Linked DNA regions of Mus musculus: regions 1 and 2 are each linked to region 3. The links are chromatin loops, found by intact Hi-C in ENCODE. Cell type or tissue: heart. All regions are shown on one strand.

Region 1 (8,000 bases), 170 kb after region 3:
TCAGATTGTTTCGATTTCTTTTCACTGATTCCTTACTTTAAGTCAGTTTACCATAATGTTTTCATATATTCCACGTAGATAGGAACTCAATCATTTAGTTCAATGGCATTAAATAGTACAGCTTATTTGAGACTGGCCAGTAACTGTGACGAAAATGCATGGTTGGTAGTAAAACCAGCCATCAGGATGTGGAGGACCACAGTGGAAGTGTCATTTCAATCCTCTTACTGGGATTATTCATAGGGATGGACCTTCCTCTAAATTTTAGAAAAAAATAGTAATTGTTATCATCAAGGTAATTCCTGAACAAAAACACCTTAGGTAAGACTCATTAATATTTCTCAGTTTTTCATTTTTAAAATAATTGCTGTTCATAGTTTAAAATAAGAGTCTTTGAATCTCAGTCAATTTTAATCAAATGGGTTTTGAACTTAAATTTTTATTATGTGCTTTTAAAATTTCAAGCTTGGAATGGAGTAAGTATTCACAGACATTTGCAGAGTACATAATTGAAAAAATTTAAAAAGGAAAAGCTGAAGAACAAACCCGCAAGCAATTATTGGCTAATTATGGTGGTAACTGGCCAGGGAGTGAATGCGCCTTAAAAACAGTTTGTCTCATTGTGTGGAATTAATTGTAAACAATTTCTAACCAAACACTGATGTTTGACTAAGGGTTAAAGGGCTAATCAGAACCAAAGTGAGGGCATGAGTAACATCCCATGCCCTCTGACTTATGGGGCTTTTTGTTGATGGGAAGAACTCTGGTTGCTTTATCCTGTGATAGACCTCTTTAAAAAGATGTTCGACACCTCAGGGCCCCATCTGAAAGTCTTTCAGGTCTTTCTCCCCCCCCCCCCCCATGTTGGCTTGTGTTTCATGTATTGTGTTCGACATGATTTCTGCTCTCTTCCTAGATGGATCTCTTATGATGTAGTAGATGGCTACGCTGTCTCAGATCTCTCTCACTGGGGCCATCAATTTGAAGCCATATGGCAGAGTCTGCTTTCTGTTAGACCTCTTCTTGGTCATTTTATATTCCAGCTTTTAATGAGCAAAATCCAAGATTCTGCTCAGCAGTGAACCTCACTACATTCCTGTGGATACAACCCAACAAAACCTTATTTATTGTTGTTGCTTTTTAAGCGATATTGCACGACTATGGCTCAATCTAGGTTCATAATCAAATAGGAATTGAAACCTCAGACCTCAAATAAAATAAAAAAAAAAATTATTTCCCAAGAAAGCTAGGTAAAGCTAGTGTCTTAGGCAATTCCAAGCTACTGTGATTGTTAACACTTCTTATTTACATGTAATGATAAGAATCTCTCTAAAATGAATTTTTTTAAACATGCGGTGTTAAGAATCTCACTAAAGGGAAAGAAATCTGGGACATTTTTTCCTGTATTTTAATCACTTTCTTAGACAGTTGAAATTTGTATAAAACATACTTTTCCTAGTTATTTACCATGAGACACAGGTGGTTGATAGTTGACAGTGGTCACTGTAAATTAAGTTCCTTTAAGTAAAGGAATAGTAAAAAAGTTAATAGAAAGGATCTCACTAAAATATTCTAAACATTAGAAGACTTTAGAGGAATAGGATATAAGAGACACTTGAATTTATTTTTTGTTATTTCTCTTATTATTTAAGATTACAATTATACCATTTGCCTATCCCTTTAATCTCTTTGAACCTTCTTATACCTTACTTGTTTTCAAATTTACAGCCTCTTTCTCATTAATTATACCCGTGAACAGCCTGTTCAATCTGTATAATGTTACTTGCATGTCCGTTTTCAGGGCTGACAACGTGGTACTGAATAACCAGTTGGTGTGCTCTTGCCTGGGGAAGAATGTTTCTTCCAATTCTTAGCATCTCTTAGCTTCCTATAGTTTTTGTGTAGGGTTGAGGCCTCCTGCCCAACCCTTTCTCTCCAATGCTGTGTATATTAGCATCTTTATTGTTGTTCTCACTGAAAACACACAAATAACATTTTGGTAAATTTGAAATAATACATCTGGGTACAGTTTAGAATAAATTTGTAATCTTTTTGAAAGTTTGATTTCTGATTTTAGATCATTTTTCCCCCTACATTCCAAATGTCTGTCTAGTAGGACGAACATCAACAATTCAAAGTATCCCTTCAAACTCCTCATTTTGAATACTGCAGGCAGGCTGACGTTACCAAGAAGAGACTTAACTCACAGTGCTCGACGTGCCAACACACACGTCTAATGTAAGCTGGGCATTGGTAGAGGAATTTATGGGTTTGCATCAGGAGTGTGCTCAACAGTAGAAGCCATATTTGAAACCAGGCAAAAGACTCAAGGGTCTAGTGAATGCATTCAAATCAACCCAATCTGCCAGGAGCCATCCTCATTTTTTGAGTGTGATGACCTTGGTGACCCTTGAGCCTCCCTCTTAATCTCATTGCGTGTTTCAGCAGTACACTGTGGTCTAACTTTCCACAAAACAGTCCTGTTAACAAATTCAATTTTATCCAAGGTTAACAACCATGGCAAGCCATGATAACATATAATATGCATAATGGATAGGAAAATACCCAGATGCTGCTGGTCATTTTCAGCAGTCAGAATTAGCCTCAGGAGTACTATTTTATAACCACTACAGTTTCCACTGGTATGGATTTCAAAATCGTTTTCTATTTTATATATTTACATTTTCATTACCATAATTCTATTATGGTATTTGTAGATAAGAAAGTATTTTTATATGAGAAATTTTGTGTTTAAAATTTCTAAAGGGATATCTAACATTTCTAAATTCTCTTCTCAAAGGTTATGAAGCAATGCAGTTAATTTCGCTGTCAATAATATAAAGCAAGACTGCGTTTATAAAGCTTTAAAAGTCATGGGATTCACTGTCATCTTCTGAGCACTGAGGGAAATTTACCGATTTCTCAGAGAAGGGTGGACTTGGCTGGGTAATGTGCTGGCAATGTCCACAAGAAAAACTCTGTATGCTTTAGTCTGTTATTGTGATTTCTAAGCAAATCTGGTGTTGCCGCTGGTGGTGCTTTGTTTTCATTGGTCAAGAACCATGAAGTGGAAGGAAGTATGGCTTTCCAAAGTTATATCAGTTCCTACAGCTCTTCCTCTCAGACGGGAATATCAGATGGGCAAGACTAGAACAATGCAGCCTAACGTCCATGCCAGCTCTGCCTGTTAGCCTCCTCTCTGGCAAGGACTTGCACAGGTACAGGGGTCCTGACGTCAGACATGTTTGCTAAGGGAAGGATCGATGGGTCACAGTCAGCCTGGAAACCCGTGCATGTTATTTTAGCTGAGGCTCCCATTAGCAGTTCATCTTTGTATAGATGTGCTGGCAAAGCCTGTCTTATAGGAGGCTGACTATAGGATCAAAGTCTAAAAACAAGAGTAGATTGATTTCAGATAAAAGAAATGATGATAACAGAGACCCAATTCTCCATCTGCAGATGATCAGCTTGCAGCCAGGCAGAAGCATCCATCAGTGGGCGGTGCCTGGCCTGAAAACCAGCCTATCACTGCCTATGATTTCAAATGCAAAGCCAAGACCAGTTCTCAGCCAAAAGATTACTTCAGATTCCTTCAGTCACAGAAGTTACGGGATGACTGGACATACTCCCATAATACCTGGTGTTGCTTCTATAGCTGAGATAATTTTGTAGATTCAGTTCTGGGTGATGAAGTAGTGTGATACTTGGTCTCTCCACTGAGATTCAGGACACATTTATTTCTCCAGAGTGAGGAATTCTCTTTGATGTACTTGGCGTTTTGAGGATGCTGAAAGTTCATGCTGGGTTGGCAGATTAGCACTGGGTCACTCCTGTGCTCTTTCTAATATTCATGATTGTTCTTACATTGCGTAGATTTTGAGAATAGCTAAGTACTAAGGTCATCTTTTGGATATTTATGTACAATAGTGAAATCCTCTCAGCAACTTGGCCTGATATTTAACAGTCATAATGCTGAGAATTCTTTTGATGTAATGTAATGAATTAAAGGATTTTGAAAGTGTTGATGGCTTTAAGATTTTTTTTCTAAATTCAAGCACCCCAAGTTTTGAAGCATTGACTGACTATATTGGATTAATACACTAAGACTTAGAGAAAAATGTTATGGCTCTAACATTTGAAAATTCCATGTAGTTTCTAGTGATAAAGTGTTATTCTCTTGCCTTCATCTGTTGCTTTCTCTGACTTCCAATTTTTGCTCGAAACTTTAAAAGTATCATCTCAGAGTAAAAGTCCGAGGGGAGCAGGTTAAGTCATGCACACCCTGGCAGCTTCAAGAATGTCATGCGTTCTGGGTTTAACAGCTGCTTCGTGAGACCCACAGCCTAAAGTTCTCCCTCCTACATTCTACTGCAAAAGCCTGAAGGCTAGTTTCAGAACATTTCTGAATTCCTCACTCCAACTAGCATGCTACAGAAACTGAGGGACTCTTTTCGGACACAAGATGGCAGTAGCACACCGTTCACATTGATCATTTCCTCAGAGGGATTGTAGTCACACAAATCAGTTATTTTGTGGTAAGTTAAAAGTCCCCCTGAAAGAGGAGGGAAAAGGCCCTTTAAGATTATGACTAGTACCGTAACCACCTTTTCCCTACAACCCCAACTGTCATATCTATACATTTCTGATGTAGTCCTTCAATGACTTTCAAGAACAGAATGAAATACAAAAAGTTCAGGAGTCTCCGTATCAAGGAAAGAAATGCCTAAGAAAGCAAGGTCAACCATTATGAAGATGCCCTGCATCAATAGCCTTGAGACTACATACTGTGTTCTCACAATAAAGTAGGTTTGAGAGGCTATTTATTGATGTTCAACTTGATTTACAACAATCCTTTGTTATCATTGGGTTTTTGTATTATTTTCTTTTCTTTTATGGAATTTTGGAGTTTTGCTTTTTCTAGTTTTCTGAGTTCAAAACACACCACACCACACACACACACACACACACACACACACACACACACACAAGTTGTTCACCACTTACACAAAAGAAGTATTTAAAATATAAGCTTGTTTTTCTTTGTTTATATTTCATTAAAAAAGTATACAATATGTATACTTTCATGTATCAATTAGTCATTCAGTTAAGAATATGTAAGAAAACATTTTTTTTTTTACAGAATCACATATGGTTTCAATTAAAGTTTTGTTATTTGTCTTTCAAAATCTTAGTAAAAATAATGAGAATTGAATCCGTACTCTGGCATAAGAATATATTGAGTTACAAATATCTGTGATAGGTTCATGAAAACTTGGAAACAATAATACAGGCAGAGGAGTCCAGGATGATTCTAGAATTCTGATTCAGAATTAAGACTTCCCTGTTGGCAGAAAATTTCCCGTGGTTTCCCAGAAGCACAAAACTGCCTTGACAGTACGGAACGCAAGGTGGCAGAATGACTTTTCAAAACCTTTTAACTCAGGGTGCTCAAAATTTAGAAAAGTTACTAAAAAGTAGCTAGCATGTACTAATAAGAATTGGGGAAATCCTACATGTTCTCTAAATTTTACGACAATTTCAAGTGTTAGGAAGCAAAGAATGCATATTAAGAAAACCCTACTATGCCAGTTTTTACCACAATTAAAAAATATAGAAGTTTTAGTGACTATTTTTATTGTTACTATATATTTTATAAATTACTAATCGTCTTTTAATGAACCTGTCTTGTGATTTAGCAGTGAATCTGCTTGTTAAGAAAAGTTTTGAAATTGCTTTAACATTTAAATTTCTAACAGACATCATTTGGAGCACTACTTCATTTGAGCTTTTATGTGAAGGCTAAACTATGTTAACATCAGCTTTCCTAAAATAAAATAAATATCTATAATAAAACATAGTACCTATGGCCAGGGGAAAATATCATTGTGAAGGCTGAATACTAACATTGACAGTATATAAAAATATGTAAGCTGAGGTCCGTTTTCATTATTTTTGTAAGCACGACACAAGAATGTTTACCTAAGTTTATCTGAAAGTGTTAGGGTAATAAAAGTTTTTATGAAGCCCTGCCACATATAAAATATTTACTTGTTTGAAATTGTAAAGCTTGTCAGAAAAGGTATCTAGAGACTAGTAAAACTTGGAAAAAAATAACTCGTGCTGTTGAATGGCTGTAAACAACTGTCATTCATCTTCCATTGTGAATACTTACAAAAAGACAAATATCCAGTAGCTGACCAAAAGACTTCGATACTATTAACATGACTACTGCATTTCTGACAAAGTATCTGACAAAATCTCCAGAGCCAGTCACAAGAAACCTCCTTTCAAGATATTTGTGGGATAGTCCAGGTGACTCCCAAAATAATGGAGGCAGTTGGTGTTGCCCTGGGATGCATCCCAGAGGTTGAAGTTACAGAAGGCAGCATCCCTAGGCTATGGGACCCAGATGCTTCTAACTGCATGTAACCTGATGTCCTTCTTCCTGTGGATGAGTTTCCTTAGCATAAGAAAGTCCTATGCAACTTACCAAGGGAGGGAAGGAATTAGTAGCCCTATCCAGCTCTGATACCTATGAACCATAAACTGAACCACCATGTCAAGCTATCCCTAAAGATACAGCATTGGCACGCATGTCTTGGTGGTAACCAACTTCTGTTAAGTTAGATTTAGAATATATAGTGCCTGGTACCGAAAATCTAGGGAACTATCCAGGTCATGGATCCTGGAAGAAAGCCTACTGCTACCATATTACTAGCCAGGTATAATTTCTAACTTTTTTTCTAAAGCCTATCCTTATGCCCACAAATATCTGTAGCTCTCATCCTCCCTGTGAGAGACAGTTCTGCAGTAGATGGAGACCATTATAGAAAGACACACCTAGTCATCATGCCATGACATCATGTCATCAACAGATCATTAGGAGACAAGTGCCAAACAGATACATTTACAATATCGCCCCTGAAGCCGAAGCACAGGGAACATCACAGAAGATGAGGGAGAAAAAATAGTAAGAGCGAGAGAACCCGGATGTCTGCTTCGCGATTATGACTCCTCCTTAGAATCCACAGAAAAGTTACACCCATGAGAACTCAACAATATAGCTGTTTAACAAAACTCAAACAAACAAAGTCCCAACAGACATGCTAATAAAGAAGTAGAAAAATCTCAGGATGTTCCACTCTTGCATGAACAACGACAGACAGCTTGTAAGTAAGAGAGTGAGAATTAGCCTCTCGCTGTGCTATAGGTTCTAACTGGTTATCCAAGACAATGAAGGCAGGCTGAAGTCACACACTCTGACAAACTCCATGGGTTGTTTAGGTCCGTGTATAAGTTAGGAATGGGAGGAATCAAAATGGAGGAAATCGTTTTAGTTATATCTTAATTAAGACTATTGAAATGAAAACAAACACAAACAAAACCCAAAAGGAGCACTCTTAAGTTCTTAATTCTAAAAGTACTGAGAGTTGATATCTTTGAGGTTAGCAAAGTCTACTGGAAGGACAAGAGGCCAGGGTCTTGGAATAAGATTCAATTTCAGTCACAGTAATCAACAGACATGTAGATATAGTTTATATAACTCCTGGGAACATTCAGCTCTTTAAGTCTCCCCCCGCCCCACCCCACAATATATGTTTTATTTCATTGCCTGTAATAGTAGCTTAAAGTTCCCTAAGTAGCTGTGTTCCTCTCCCAAAGTTACTGTCCATGGAGAGGTGATATTTTAGCTTGGTAAGATGATACTGTCTCCTGGGTTCCCAGTTGAGAGTTTCAGATGTTTCTGTAAGTTCTTACTGCGGTGAGATGAGGCTATCTGTTTACCAACCTTCATTCATAAATACCTTCAAGTCCTCATGGAAAGATCAATTTCATTTTAAGTTCTTAGATCTTTATACTTTTACAGAGATACTGGGCTTGTTAGAACATGTTAGTAACCAGATAAAGTAAAGTAAACATGAGATAGATTTAGCCTTTTTAATGCATAGTTTATATCGGTAAGGATATTCGGAGTATCAGAAACATAGAATTAAATAGTT
Region 2 (8,000 bases), 590 kb after region 3:
ACTATCCCTATGCCATCTTAATATTAACTGCCCCCAAACAAATAAACAAAAACAAATAAAATAAGCATGATTATATGATTATACTGAGCATAACTTAAAATTTTATGTAATAACTGTTTGCTTCCTATTGTTATAGTAAACACCATGACCAAAACAATTTTGAAAGGAAAAGATTCATTTGGCTTTCACACCCAGCTCACATTTGATCACTAAGGGAGGTCAAGCCTGAGATTCCACTAAGGCAGGTACCTCCAGGCAGGGTGTGTAACAGAGACCATGGAGGGACACAGCTTACTGACCTGCTCTTTGTGGCTCAGATTATTCTCTTTATGCAACTCAGAACCACTTGCCTGAGCTTGACACCACCCCCAATGATATGGATCATTTTTGTCAAGAAAATTCCTCATAGACAAGTCTACAGCCCAATCTTTTTTTTTCTCTTTTTTTTTATTAGGTATTTTCCTCGTTTACATTTCCAATGCTATCCCAGAAGTCCCCCACACCCTCCCCCCCCACTCCCCTACCCACCCACTCCCCCTTTTTGGCCCCGGCGTTCCCCTGTACTGGGGCATATAAAGTTTGCAAGTTCAAAGGGCCTTTTCAGTGATGGCCGACTAGGCCATCTTCTGCTACATATGCAGCTAGAGACAAGAGCTCCAGGGTACTGGTTAGTTCATATTGTTGTTCCACCTATAGGGTTGCAGTTCCCTTCAGCTCCTTGGGTGCTTTCTCTAGCTCCTCCATTGGGGGCCGTGTGACCCATCCAATAACTGACTGTGAGCATCCACTTCTGTGTTTGCTAGGCCCCGGCATAGTCTCACAAGAGACAGCTATATCTGGGTCCTTTCAGCAAAATCTTGCTAGTGTATGCAATGGTGTCAGCGTTTGGAAGCTGATTATGGGATGGATCCCTGCATATGCACAGCCCAATCTTAAAGAGGCATTTTCTTAACCAAGTCTCTCTTCCCAGATTACACTATGAGTGCCAAGTTGATAAGGATCTAAGCAGCACAGTGATATTCGTTTTGTCCATACTTTGCTTTTTGATGTTCACTAACTTATTAGTTATCAACATCAATAAAGTAACTTTATTAATTTATTTAATAAGGTTCATTGAGCACCTCATATTCTATGCATCGTTAAAGATCCTGAGATTTACGTTACAGATAACACAGGTAAAACTTTTTCTCTTGTGATGCATACATCTTTGCTAAAATATGTTATCTGAAGGGCAATCTGACCAAGATGAGAGATTATATAAATGCTAGCCTATACTACTACAGTACACTGCTGTAAGCTCTTTAAGAATAATTTGAACTTTACTTTTCTTGCAATGTAAATTCTTCATTAAATACTTAATACCAGTGTTCATGAGAATTTTTATTAATTATAGATGAGTATAGATAACATCCTATTTCCAATACAATATGTAAATAAACAAATAGAATACACAAAGGTTTTAGAATTTATTACATTTCTACCAAAACCGTTTATCATTCAAGAGATATTCTCACCATCTGACAAAGAATCTACAATTATTTGTTTAAAGAACAAAAGCCTTCATCTCAAATATCAGCTAATTAATAAACTACCTGCACATAATTGAATTAATGAAGATAATAGCCTATTCTGAAAAGCTTCATCAGTCATTTCTCTGTGAGCCACCACTTCTCTTTCTATTACAAGAGGAAACCTCCTAGGTCTTCTTTTATAAACATATTTTATAATTGCGCTACTGTCAATTACTGAGTTACTAAATGTACAGATAGTATTCATCCAAATTCAATAACTTTATTATTAGTTCAGTATGGTAGATCGATAGTGGTAGGATTTGATTAAATGTTTGATGCTTTCTTATATGTTTTCTGTCCATTTCTGCTCTGCCCCTGTATCCTAAATGAATAACATACATCAATATCCTATACCATTCCCTCTTTTTAAATTTGCTTCTCCCTGAGTTAGTAAAATTAGAAGCCTTCCTTTATACTTAAGCTAAAGACTGTTAATTTCGGTTAACACCAGTCTTTATACTTGCATTTAATATACCTTGGTATTAAGCAATAACAATATACTGTTATTAAGCAATAGCACATTATATCACATGTCATCTCTACAAAAAATGAAAAATTGATAAAATTCTAAAGAAAGGAAAAGGATTCTTCATTAACTTGACTACTCTACATTGTCCCAGCTCATCAAGAAAACTGGTCATTTCCTTTTCCATCACTTCAACCTGATCCTTCCTCATTTTCTCTTACTAAGTTGAAAATAACTGCTGTGGTCTGCTGTACACTGCCATGCATTGAATTTTTATTAACTATCAAAGACATAATCAAAGATGGCTAACAGATAATTCAAACTAAAGGGCCAAGAAAGGTTTTAGAAACAGAAGTTGCAGAAATATGGTGGAAAAACACAGTTGAACCCATTGACAAGATAAGCAGAAAGTGAAGTTGCTAAGGAATGACTAAACTGGAGGTCTGATGGGGGAGGGGTAACTCAGCATGTGCACAGCATGTTCTCAGGTTAGATTAGAGTAAGCAAGTAGCAGTATGTAATTGCCTGGCTTTGGAGAGTTGTTCCTAGACCTGTGAGTCAGGAAGGAGCATAGAGTGCTTCTTATGAAGGAGAAAAAAATCATCTAACGCATGCTCATTTACTCAAGTCATTTCTCCTTTCCCCGTATCCTCCCCTCTCTGCCGTGGGTTTCTTCCTCTGTCTGTCAAGAAGTTGCATGCCTCTCTGCACTGAAAACAGTAGTTGCATGAATGTATTTCCCTTCTCCTGCGAAGGCTATCTGGAATCAACTGGAAAGTGAATAGATTGAAAAATGTGTCATAGAACACGAATTCATTTCGCTGCACTGGAAATCTCACAGGAGAGTGCACATCAGTGCTGCAGTGGTGTGCAGTGCTGCAGTGGTGTGCAAGGGTATTGTGTTCCCTTTGTCACACCCTGGAAGGAAATGGGCAGTGCAAGCAGCTTTTGATGGCTAATAAATCATTAGTTGAGGGATGAATGGACACAGAATCCAGGCAGCAGTTTTTAAATGGTTCTTTTTTAGGAGCATACAGGGGACAGTTAAGAGTCTGTGACAAAATCTGTCTGGGAATCCTGAAATTCTGCAAGCTTCTGCTCTGACATAGTGAAATCTCACGAAAAAGAAGAATATAACTACTTTTACTCCTGATGGGTCTAATGTTCAAGCACATGGAGGGATACTAGGGCAAGGCATCTTCCAGCATGTATTCTTCCCCAGAGCTTGACTCAGTGATCATTATGTGATGATACTTTAGAAAGAGTGTCTAATGTCCTTCATGCCAAAACAAAAACAAAAAAAACAACCCCCCCAAAAAAAACAGTTTCTAAAAACACTCACCCTCCCTTGGTATTGCCTTCTTTTCATAATGACTTTTTATTTTTTCAGAGTATTTCCTATTATTTATTCACTTCTTTTGAAGTTATTTTGCTAAATACATTCTCCCTTCCCCTCTGACTTTGTTTTCCATCTATGGCATCACAGCACTAAAATACAAGAGTGGCCTCTCCTCAACCTGGTAGTCTTAAAACTGCTTCAAGATCAATAGATGCTGTTGAATGGTTCTTCCTTATGGATGTCACTGGGTTATTTCTTTATTTGCTCGCTCACTTTCTTCCTTCCTTTCTTCCTTCCTTCCTTCCTTCCTTCCTCCCTCCCTCTCTCTCTCTCCTTCCCTCCTTCCTTCCTTCCTTCCTTCCTTCCTTCCTTCCTTCCTTCCTTTCTCTCTTTCTGTCTTTCCTCTCTCCCTCCCTCCCTCCCTCCCTCCCTCCCTCCCTCCCCCTTTCTCTCTCTCTCTCTTTCTTTCTTTCTTTCTTTCTTTCTTTCTTTCTTTCTTTCTTTCTTTCTTTCTTTCTTTCTTTCTTTCTTTCTTCCTGCTCTACAATATGTCATGGGTTCATTCTTGATCTGTCAAAGCGTTGACTAGTCCTACACTCATCTCTTTGTCTAGTCTTATACTCATCCCAACAGGCACACACAGAGACATGCACTACATCTGTTTTCAAGAGTTTATGTATGCTCCTTGGCATTCGATCTCAAAGAATTCTGGATTTATGTTTCTAACAACCTATGTGATATTTCAGTAAAATTCTCTCTATTATCTTGAGTTTAATAAAATAAAATTAGACAACTTTTACTTTAGCTTCAAATAACTCTCCTTTACAGACTTAACCATTTCTGATGATTATCACCACTCTTATTTTCACATTTTGTTGACTTCTCTTCTACCAATTACATGCCTGTAGTCCATATTTTAAAGTTATGTCTTTTTGTAATGTGCCCGGGAAACACAGTTAAACATTGAGTCTCAAATTATAATTAATATGCTATTTGTGTTATTGTTATTTCATTGATATAACTAAATAATTCCTTACTACCTAAAATGAAGACAAGATGAGCTTTTTCTGAAATGCTTCTGTTCTCACATTTAACGTTCTCTCAATTTCAGGCCATGCTTACTGGGCATTTGGATTCACTTTAAGTATCCCAATATGTTCTTTCTTACACACATACTAAGCTTATCTTTAGAGAGAAAGCTAATAAGAAATATGCTGCAATTCCCTCTATGAGAAAGGTCACGATGAACACTTAGAGCCAGAAGGAAGCATGAAGCATCACAGGTAATTGATTTAATTTTAGCTGAATGAAACTATAAATAACTTTTGAATTTTGTTCTAATTTGGGAAAGGAAATGAGCTAGACTACAAAGATAAAGATGAATTCACGAAAATTCAGGAAATGACACAGAGCTAAGCTTCCATTCTTATTGTTGTTTGGAACAGTGTGTCCTTTCCTACTTGAGTCTGTATCATTTTCCAAGGAGTAAAAGGAATTGACAATGGAGCATAGTCTATATGAAGAATTTCATGAACATCTGTTCACTCTCGGTTCTAAATCAGGTTTTAAATGTGAGTTATTATTGTCAAATTATTCCATTACAATTAGAAGCACTATCTGCTCATTCTAGCTGTGCCAAGTACCTTTTGTGAGGTCTCACTTGCAGACTACTTTAAAAACTACGTACCCACCTGGAACTTGATTGCCTTGTGCTTAGAAAGTCCTTAGGGATGCATAGCTCTAATTACTTAGATTATTATTTATAATTAGCAAGGGTATGCATTCCTTTCTAATTATTTCTCTCAATAGAACAATTATGCTTTAAATGCAGATGCTTAACTTTTAATATTTATTATTGTAACTGTACAGCTGAAAATATTTCTATGAAATAACTTTACCATATGGAAGAATCTTTTCTGTATCACATTCTTTAATTCAACATGATCTAATTTTCAAGAATAACAATCTGGTCCTTAAAATAGCATGGTGCCAGAGAGACAATTTTGCAGGAATTAACTCAAAAAATAACCTCTGTGTCTTTTCTTCCTGGCCTTCCTTTTGAACCTTGTCCTGTCCTGAATTTTTCCTGTAGGAAATTATAAAAATAACTCTGATCCTAATGAGAACACAAGTATCCAGAGCAGTTTTCAGAAATTATCAGCCCCTGAGTCATACTTATGTGACAGAGCTCTATTGTGTGTGCCATCTCACATTCTGCAAGTGTTTGACCAGTTTCCAAGAAAGGCCAAATCAAAGGAAAATTTTAAACTGGAGGCAGCCTTTGCTTTCTTAAAGAAGATGGCATGGTAGCTGGTAGTATGTGCATCATATATTATACAGTTGCTTGTTAATAACTATAAATAATGCTAAACATTCACAATAATGAATTCAGAAAGGTGAGATTATGATAAAGTGTAGTCGTGAGACAGTTTCACACTGTAAAGCAAACAAGAGAAGTTAAGTTTTCTGTTGATTCCATGTTATATCTAAAGTCTTAAATGTATTTCCATTTAAAAGGAAATGAAAAACTCTTGAGAAGTATCTTTTATTATTATATTTTGCGTGTATGTTTTAGTAAATGTGATACGGAAATAAGTCCACAATGCAGAAAATAACAATTCTATTTTACATTTATGATGGAGAAATGAGGGAGAACTATAAAGTGTTTATAAGGACATAATCTATAACCATATAACTATAATTGTAGATTGGATTGGTAACACATGCTTTAATCTCAGCAGTTAGGAAGCAGATGGAAGAGAATGTGCAACTTCAAGGCCATCTCCATATAAGTAGCTCGTTCCAGGACAACCAGTGCTACAAAAAGACACTGTCTCAAAATAATTTAAAAGAGAAGAAGGAATAAAAAGAGAAAAAGAAAAGGAGAAAGGAACAGTAAAATATATGGAAAAGAAAGAAGCAAAGAAAAATAGAAAGAAACTTTATACAAGGACAATTGCTATAATAATAGTCTAGATTATTGGTGCAACTTCAAAATATATGAATTCCAAAATGGCAAAATCACTGCAATAGGGCTGGTTGTCATCTACCTTTGTAAAGTTACTTTAATGTGGGAATTTTAATGAGTGAATTTAAATAGTGCTTTGCTTTTTAATGTTTTTGTAAATTTTACTTATGTTTTGATATTTTTTTAAGATTGAGACATATTACTGTTTATTATGTGTCTGCCTCTCTGTGGGCACCTGCTCCTGAGTTCTTATACTCACAGAGGACAGATGGCCAGGTACTCCCTGGTGTTGAAGTTATAGCAGTTGTGAGCTGTCTGATGTGGGCACTGTAGTTGGAACTTATGTTTTCTCCAAAAGCAATAGCTGATGAGCCTTCTCTACATTTCTCTTATCCGTATTTCTTACCATGGACTGGCATTTATTGTAGAAATCAATTTTAACTATATACACAGATTTAGGATAAAGGATAAGGAAGGTATATTGCTTATTCATTTATACACAAAGTGTCAACATACTATCATCATGTCTGTCCTCAGTTCTACCTTGATAAACTCTTTAATGGATTTTGATGTTCAATATTCTTTTAAAGCAGTGCCTTGGAGCTCACCCCACTCTATATATGGTCTACTCTCTGAACTACTCTTTAACACCTATGTAAAATGTGACACTCGGTGCAGATTTCTATTTTTACCACTGATGTGCTGGCATGTAACTCATAGGATATTGTTGAGATTTAATCTGATGGCCAGGAAGTGGGAGTGGGTGGGTTGGTGAGCAGGGGGGGGGGGAGAGGGGAGAGGAGTTTTTCAGAGGGGAAACTAGGAAAGGGAATAATATTTGAAATGTAAATAAAGAAAATATCTAATAAAAAACAAAAACAAAAAAGGGATAATCAAGGAAATTGAGATCACTAATATTGGACTCTCGATAAAACAAAATAGGAGTTGTATAATCTGCTTGTTGACTTGGTTTGTCAAGGGACATGGGCTGATCATGCGTGTGATGATTGCACTTTTTATTACACTAGTGTGGGGCTGTTTTGCTTTACCCCTTGGTCTTGTTGAAGTTGAGTCCCCTTCACTTCTGTTGGCACATTATAGAAAAATTTTATATGTTTTTTTAGACCACAAACATAATAGTAGGTGAGTTTGCATTCCTTTCTTTGTGCTTTAATTCTGTAAATCTTGACCTCTGCTTCACAAAGAGGAATGGCTTCTATGTCATCTCTCTGTCTGGTTTTGCCTGCTTACCATGGTCTCATGTCCCATCTATGAATCCATTGCCATGTTCCCTGTCAAAGGTTGTTTCCTATTGTTTGTTTCCAAAAATATTTATTTGTGTTTAAGATGTAAAACTTGCATATGCAACAGTGTCTGGGATTGGTGGCTGATTATGGGATGGATCTCTGGGTTGGGTGTTCTCTGGATAGTCCATCCTTTCATCTTAGCTCCAAACTTTGTCTCAGTAACTCCTTCCATGGGTATTTTGTTCCCTACTCTAAAGAGGAATGAAGTATCCACCCATTGGTCTTCCCTCTTCTTGATTTTCTTGTGTCTTGAAAGTTGTATCTTGGGTGTTCTATGTTTCTGGGCTAATATCCACTTATCAGTGAGTGCATATCTAATGACTTCTTTTGTGATTGGGTTACCTCACTA
Region 3 (8,000 bases):
AGAAGAGAGTTTAGAAATAAGAGTTCAGAGTATGGGATCACACAAAGTGAGAATCTGCAGAATTCATTGCAAATTCATAGCAAATTCTCAGGGGAGAGAGAAAAAGGGAGAAAAAAGTAGTTATTGATTGTCAAAGTCGAGCTGCATTCCAATGAAGCCAGCATTTAGTAATTGAAAGTAAAGCTTACTTGTGATGCCTCTAATGTTTATGGCTGGGCTGGGTTCTTATTCAGGCTGTAATAATTGGTATTTGTTTGGTTTATTCCTATATGACTGCTGATGCTGTGTGAAGGTTAAACTTAGCACATCCAGAATGACCTCAACTGGGATGAGATGACAGTGATCTCTCACCCATTCAGACTGAGGGAGGAGAAAGTGAGGGAAGAGCAGAGAGAGGAAGAGAGGAGAGGAGGAAGAAAAGAGGGAGGAAACTAGGGAGAGAGGGGAAGAGAGAGATGCTAGATCAGGTAAGATCCATACACATTGACCAAATTTCAAGAGAAACAGAACAAAGCTTTTGATCAAAAAAAGCCAAGTATAAATAAATTGCTTTTTAATAGCCATGACATAATATCTTGTAAAGGAACTCAAGAGAAAGAGTGGATGTGGTTCACAGTTATAGTCTGTCGTGATGGGGAAAGCATGGATGGCGTTGAAAGAGGCGTTATAGCCGTGACAGCAGAAATGCAAGGCAGCTGGCTACGCTGCATTTTCAGTCATGAATCAGAGACGAATGCAGGTTCTCAGTGTGCTTTCTTCGTTTCTCCCTCCTTTTAATCAGTGCCATATGACAGGCTACGCTCGTGTCTTCCCAGCTCTGGATGAAGATCAACAGGTCTTCAAGGCTGCTGAAGGAGGGAGAATTGGTTTTCTCCAGGGATAAGTCCCCCGATACAGCGTCCAATACTGAGTGGTGAGCTCTACACACATGTAATAAAAGCAACACTAAACAGGCTCTGGATGGATCATAGGGCTCCCAATGGAGGAGCTAGAGAAAGTAGCCAAGGAGCTAAAGGGATCTGCAACCCTATAGGTGGAACAACATTATGAACTAACCAGTACCCCGGAGCTCTTGACTCTAGCTGCATATATATCAAAAGATGGCCTAATCGGCCATCACTGGAAAGAGAGGCCCATTGGACTTGCAAACTTTATATGCCCCAGTACAGGGGAACACCAGGGCCAAAAAGGGGGAGTGGGTGGGCAGGGGAGTGGGGGTGGGTGGATATGGGGGACTTTTGGTATAGCATTCGAAATGTAAATGAGCTAAATACCTAATAAAAATGGAAAAAAAAACAGGCTCTGGGTGCTGTATACAGATAATAATAATAACTGTGAAAGGGGAGGTGATGGATTCCAAAGGGAATGGTGGTAGTGGTGGTGGGTGGGGGTAATGGGAAGAGTGTGATGGGAGAAGGGGAAGCAGAAATGGTATAGATACAGTACCCATGTGTGAAGTTATAAACAAATAAGAATAAAAATGTTTCTGTGAAAGGTACGTTTTCCAAACACAGTAGGAAAATGTTGGAATTATTTTATACCTTTCAAATCTTAGCAGTGTCTAACTTAATGAAAAATAAGTTCTCTTGTCTATTTTTTGTGGATTTATTACAATATGTTGTTTGGTTCAAACATGAAAGGTAATTCTGGTTTTATGAAGTTGCTTAAATGGAAAAATGTGGAAATCATAGAGACATTCTGAAAAGGTCCTAGAGACTCCTAGGATCTTTGTTTGCAGAATAAATATTTAGTGAAAGAACTTAGAATGGAAAATATACTATATATTTATATCTATATATTTCCATCTCTATCTATCTATCTATATATTTCCATCTATCTATCTATCTATCTATCTATCTATCTATCTATCTATCTATCTATCTATCTATCTATCTATCTATGATTGAAATGGGCTAGTCACTGAATTTTTTTTTAAAAAAATTCCTTTACTTTATTAATTTGTTGTTGTACACAAAGCCACTAAGATTTTTTGGGTCAGTGTCCTGGATCACCTTGCCACCATGTCCAAAATGAAACAAATGACAGACTTCAGTGATGGGAAAAATTTCCAAAGGATCTGGTCAAATGTTTCAGCAGAATTTATAAATCCATATGCAGTGCCATTTACCTAGCTTTAGTCAAATGACATTTCCTCCACATTTAAAAACAAAAAACCAAAATCCCAAGACTTTTGTATACGTGGCTCTCCCTCAAAACTGGCTCTTACTCCCTGGTGACCTCAAAACTGGCTCTTACTCCCTGGTGACCTGGGCAAGAATTTCTCAGAAATCAGAAGCTGGGTGGGGAGTGGCACTTCCTAAGGCTTGGAATAGAAAAGAAGCCTTGACTTCTAACAGATTCATTTAAAAAGGAATGAATTGAAGTTGTTCTTGCCAAAAGGTGCACAAAGTTCATTAGAATTTCTTAATTAAGAAACACAAGTGGTGAAGGGGGTGAATGTTAGGCCTGGTTTTAAAGCTTTGAGTCACACACACGACTCTAGTGAGAATTTGAGATGCAGTAAAGCCCTCCCTGATGCTTACATGATGTAGAGGTAAGTGATTTTTAAAATGCCAGCATGTGATAATTTAATTATGAGTATATAGAATGTTTTTGAAAAGAAGAACGTTGACAAGGGAAGACAATCACACGGTGCCTTCTCCAAGTTCTGCTACCATTACCAACTGGTCTTTTTTTGCATTTATCTTTTAACATTGCTAATAAAAAGGCAGTTTACAAGAATTCACAATTTTTTTTAACTTGGATACATGCTATTTTTCATTGTAGTGAACTATAGAAACAGATTTTATTTTTAATTTAACAAAGATACAGTATCATTTTTGAGAAGGAGCTTATCCTGTGCATATAAACAATGACTTTAAAGATTGTTACAAGTGACTTGTATGGGACAAAGGGGAACAGATGTCCAGGATCCTTAGATCCTCCAAGGAAACTATGTCCCCATTTCCTTCCTACTCCCATTCTGAGGGATGTGAAGTGGTCTGTGCTGTTCCCCTGGGAGAATAATTCTGTCATTTCCATTAGGAAGATGATTTATTGAGGATACTTCCTTTATTTTCAGAATTGGATCCAAAAAAAAAAAAAAAAAAAAGAAAAAGCATGGCAACGTGATTGCGTGCTTCCTTTGCAAAACCCTTCTGTGTTAATGTAGCAATTTATCTTTAAACGGAGTCACAGACACTTCCCGATCCCTGCTGTAACCTTATCTGGTACCACACAGCAGTAACTACTGAGCACTGGTGGTCTGCCGGGGTTTGAGAAAGAGGCGCAGGGAATACAGCTCCCCAGTTTCTTAGTAGACATTATTTAGCCTGTAATAGATCCACCCTAGGGCCATCTCTGAGTAGCCGGATGCTGAGGTTTGATACTGCAGATCCAGTCTTTAAAAGTGAATTTGACTGCAGCTGGAAAATAATTTTTTTAAGAAGGCATATGGCAAAGCGTTTTGTTTCCACGTACCAGAAATTTTGCAAACCTCCTTTAGTCCTCATTGAACTTCAGGGAGCTTTTAACAGTTCAGTGTGTCTTTTAAACACCACGTGCCTGCATCCCGACAGGGGGCAGTTTCCTCAAACCTACAGCAGGCCATCGCACGGCCCTTTATTCAGAGGTTATTCACACCTTGTCCTTAAGAAAAGTAGATTTGTAGTCAGCATCCTGATTACGGAGCGGCTTGGGTTGTGCTAAAACATGGACACTTCCTTCAAAAAGCAAAAGTGTGGTGTTGGAGGAAGGAGCACCACTGAGCGGAAAGGGGTTCGGGTTCTGGTCTTGGACTCGTCCCAAAGCGGCCACGTGATGTTAAGCTACTACTAGCTCAGAGGTGAATTTCCAGTAAGGCATTATAGACAGCACGCTCTAAAGATTTTAGACATAGTAAACATTCCATAGACCGCCTCTGTTACCCGGATGAAAACGTTGTATGACAGATCCGAAGTTAAAGTAGCTATGGTTTGGTGTTGGCACACCATGAGGAGTTTAACTGATGCATGTACGCTGCAGGTTCTCACCACTCCATGAGAGATGGGATGAACACCGTTTCATTTTAGGAAATTTCAGCCACTGCATGGCCTTTAGCACTGAAAACGACTGAATTCTCAACCCACGTTGGCTTCTTTTCAGCTATCTGACTTCAAGTAAGTTACTTCAGTCCTCTGGTCCTCAATTTTCTCATTTGCGAAATTAAGAAGATCAACGTTTCCTCTAACGTGGACTCATGATTGAGTTTGGGGAAAGAGTAAAGTTAAAACAGCGGTCTGGGTTTGCCCTGCCTCCTCTCTGTCGCTTTCCACCGAATTAGTCACATGGATTGGTTGAGGACCTCCAATCTGGCAAAGTGTTGTCTGTGGTAGGGAACTGTAGTACAGTTAGTGCCCGGTCAGCCTGTCACTGACCAGTAGGAATAAATATCAGCTGTACCCACGCCAGATTCTGGAGGGGTATAGAGAGTTTGGGCATCAAGTCTGTGGGTGTTCATTTGTAGATTCAGAACTATGGCAATGTTTTCATAATGACTTGGCTCTAGGTACCTGTATAAGCTCATTACTGAGCCTTCTCAAGTGGTCTCTCAAAGTACCATAGGGAAATAATAGCTGGGACAATCCTTGGAACATTATCGCGTCTGGTTCATAGAGTTTTGGAGGATCAAGTCCAGTGTGTTGTGCATGTTAGGCAAGCAGCACTCTACCAATTAGTCCGCACCCTACATCAAGAAATGCTGGCTGGCTTGCTTGCCTCCTTTCTTTCTTTCTTTCTTTCTTTCTTTCTTTCTTTCTTTCTTTCTTTCTTTCTTTCTTTCTTTCTTTCTTTCTTTCTTTCTTTCTTTCTCTCTCTCTCTCTCTCTCTCTCTCTCTCTCTTTCTTTCTTCTCTCTCTCTCTCTCTCTCTCTTTCTTTCTCTCTCTCCCTAATGCTGCCCTCCTCCTAGTCCTCCCCTCACAGAGTCCTTCCCCCACACTGCCTTTGCCTCTGAGAGGGTGCAGCCCTTCTGGGTATCACCCTACTGGTGCATCAAGCCTCTGCAACAGTAGGTTCATCCTTTCCCACTGAGGCAGGACAAGGAACCCTCTGTTACATATGTACTTGGGGCCCCAGTCCAGCCTGTGAATGCTCTTTGATTGGTGGCTCAGTCTCTGAGAGCCCCCAGGGCTCAGGTTAGTTGACACTGTTGTCTTCCTGTGGGGTTTTCATTCCTTTCAGGGCCTACAACCCTTCCCCCAGCTCATCCCAACTCTTCCATAAGGGCCCAGGACCTATATTCAATGTTTGGCTGTACGTCTCTGCATCTGTTTCAGTAAGCTGCTGGGTAAAGCCTCTCAGAGTATAGCCATGCTAGGCTCCTGTCTGTAAGTATAATAGAGTATCATTAATAGTGTCGTGGATTGGTGCTTGCTGCTCAAGGGATGGGCAGAAGTGACTTTCAAAAAATGAAGGAAAGAAACAGGAAGTAAAAGAAGGAGGAGGAGGAGAAGAAGAGAAGAAGGAGAAGGAGGAGGAAGAGAAGGAAGAAGAAGAAGAAGAAGAAGAAGAAGAAGAAGAAGAAGAAGAAGAAGAAGAAGAAGAAGAAGAAGAAGAAGAAGAAGAAGAAGAAGGGGCTTTCCTTCCATCCCTTCTTTTCTTCCTCTATTCCTTCTTTTCTTCAGACAGTCCTCAATAAGTGATGCTTAAAACATAGCTTCTTCAACATATCTTGGGAAGGGGATTTTATTATGGAACATACAGTAAAGCAAAATACATCTTGAAAAATATTGAGCTGCATGGTCTGAAGTTCTCACCAACTCTAAAATTCTAGAAGTAGTTAAATACTCTCAATTTTCTTGTTTGCAATATTTTCCAACTTCGTTCTAGTAAAAATCAGACTCACTGGTTTCTTTCAAGTGTCAAAACTTGGAAATTGTCATTAAAGGTTTCATTTTAAAGTAAAGGATATTAAATTGACAATGAATTTAAAAAGAAACCATAATTCAATGTGTTTTGTAGGAGTTCAAAGATTCTTTTAAATAATATGTGTATAACTTTATTTTTATTGTGTTCTGGTTGGGTTCAAGCATTTTTCCTTCTTCTTCTCTTTAAAGCAACAAGGAAAAGAGACAAAGTTGAAGCTCTCCAATTTCATCTGGACTCTGTAAAGTCGAAATATTTTTTTTCTGATTTGAATAAGATACAAATAACTGTTATTATCTTATAAGTTCAAATTTTGAGTCTGAACTTCCTGTTTATTTTATGGTTTCCAGTCCATTGGGTATGTTTGATTTCTTTCTACTTGCTTGCTTTCTGTTGAAATGATTTATAGCCCCGACAATTATATTAGTGGAAAAACATGGAAAAGTGGAGAAATGAAAACTGCTATTTTTATAATAGGATGGGTTTTTTTTTAATACTTTAAAAAACTTCAGATTTCATGATTTTCCATTTCTGGTGAGATGCTTGAACCACGATGGGTCTCAGCTTTGCAGGCAAGCCTCAACTTCATTGCCATATTTACTTAAAAATTGCCTTTCAAATATTTAAAATTAAATGCCAGTTTAAGAAATGCCTGGGCCAAGAAGTGGGAGTTGGTGGGTAGGGGAGTGGGGGCGGTATGGGGGACTTTTGGGATAGCATTGGAAATGTAAATGAAGAAAATACCTAATTAAAATAAAAAAATTAAAAAAAGAAATTATACCTAAAATTAATTGTGTGTGTGTGTGTATGTGTGCATGTGCATGTGCGTGTGTGCTCGCTAGTATGTGTGTGTGTATGTGTGTGTCTCTGTGTGTGTGACAGAAATAACATTTGTAGGCCAGAGAGGTGACTTAGTGGGTGAAATTGCCCATTGCTAAGACCAATTAACCTGAGTTCCATCCCAGGGACCCACGTGGTAGAAGAAGAGAACTGGTTCTCACAAGTTGTCCTCTGATCCCACATGACATAGACCTGCCTGCACATATACACATACCATATTGAATGAATAGTCAAAATTATTAAAAATTAACAAAGGAGATATCACTTGTACCAGACTCAAATGTATTAGTCATGTTAGTGGATTTTTAGAGTGAATGTTTACTTTATGGTAGAAATTTCTTGATCATAATGTTTTCATGTTGATTGGATGAAACTTAAATATGAGGGAGGAAGTTTGGTGGTGATGGTGGTGTGTGTATGTCTGTATGTATGTATGTATGTATGTATGTGTGTGTGTATGTGTGTGTATGTTGGTATGTGAAGTCAACAAGATTGGAAATTGGTTCTCTCTACTGCAATGTGTCAGCCTTGGTTATATGCACCTTTGGGTCTACCTTCTAGTGAGAACACACAACAAGGTTATTGCATATAATTATGTCCCTTTGATTTACTGTAGGCCATGGTTTGGATTGGATAGCAAAGGGTTTGATTTAACGTCAGGTCTCCTAAGGACAGGCTAGATGGTGCCAAAACTCTTAGAAGAACATTTTTGTAATCTTAGCACCATGTTCACAGCACACCCAGAGTGTTTCCTGAAAAGCAAATTTCTGAATGTCAGGGAAATTATCTGGGCAATTCACAGGGAGCAAACTAAAACAATTGTTGAGAGCAGTCGGGGAGTGAAGCAAAAGGCATTGTGGTGGGGGTCAACTAGACTTTACAGAGTCTACTTACATAAGTGCTTCACAGTTCTTCATGACTGCAATAAGTTACCTTGATAATCATTTTTATTTGTGTAAGTTTACAGACTCAGAGCTAAATATGAAGACCCTAGCATCATAGATCCTGTGAATTTGGTTAAACACAAATCACATGACATGTTTCTTTATTGTGTGCAGGATTTCTTTTGTGTAGGCATGGTGCTGATCCTCTGTGTCTTTCGTACCTCTTCCTGCAGCATGGCTGTTCACTCGGATGGATTAATTTGCCATGCTCACTGCTGTTTCGTCTGCTTTGTTACTTTCTCCCTGAAGCAGAGGCGATGAAAGGTTCAGATTGTTGCCCTTGTGAGAAGAACTCATAGTGCTGTGAAAACGGA

The links. Peaks named below come from ENCODE experiments on the same cell type or tissue, not always from the same donor. Only the 100,000 strongest peaks of a DNase experiment are listed, where the experiment ranks them.
Region 1: a loop joins it to region 3, with 3.0 times the contacts of the local background. A loop is called at or near these places in 4 of 42 quality-filtered maps.
Region 2: a loop joins it to region 3, with 5 times the contacts of the local background. A loop is called at or near these places in 2 of 42 quality-filtered maps.

Annotation. Positions count from the first base shown.
Region 1 is chr16:86,879,175-86,887,174 of GRCm38, reverse strand. No RefSeq gene overlaps it. Among named protein-coding and RNA genes, the nearest start is that of Gm32624, 66 kb to the right of the region's middle. In heart, CTCF peaks have their summits at 4,460 (motif pointing right) and 5,393; a DNase peak (open chromatin) is centred at 3,144; H3K27ac peaks cover 378 bases.
Region 2 is chr16:86,451,785-86,459,784 of GRCm38, reverse strand. No RefSeq gene overlaps it. Among named protein-coding and RNA genes, the nearest start is that of Gm32357, 220 kb to the right of the region's middle. In heart, no CTCF peak of the experiment used is centred here; no DNase peak of the experiment used is centred here.
Region 3 is chr16:87,045,209-87,053,208 of GRCm38, reverse strand. Gm38477 (a long non-coding RNA gene) reads left to right here and starts at 3,926. Exons shown (of 5, transcript XR_876202.2): 1 at 3,926-4,157; 2 at 7,860-8,000. In heart, a CTCF peak has its summit at 3,551; no DNase peak of the experiment used is centred here.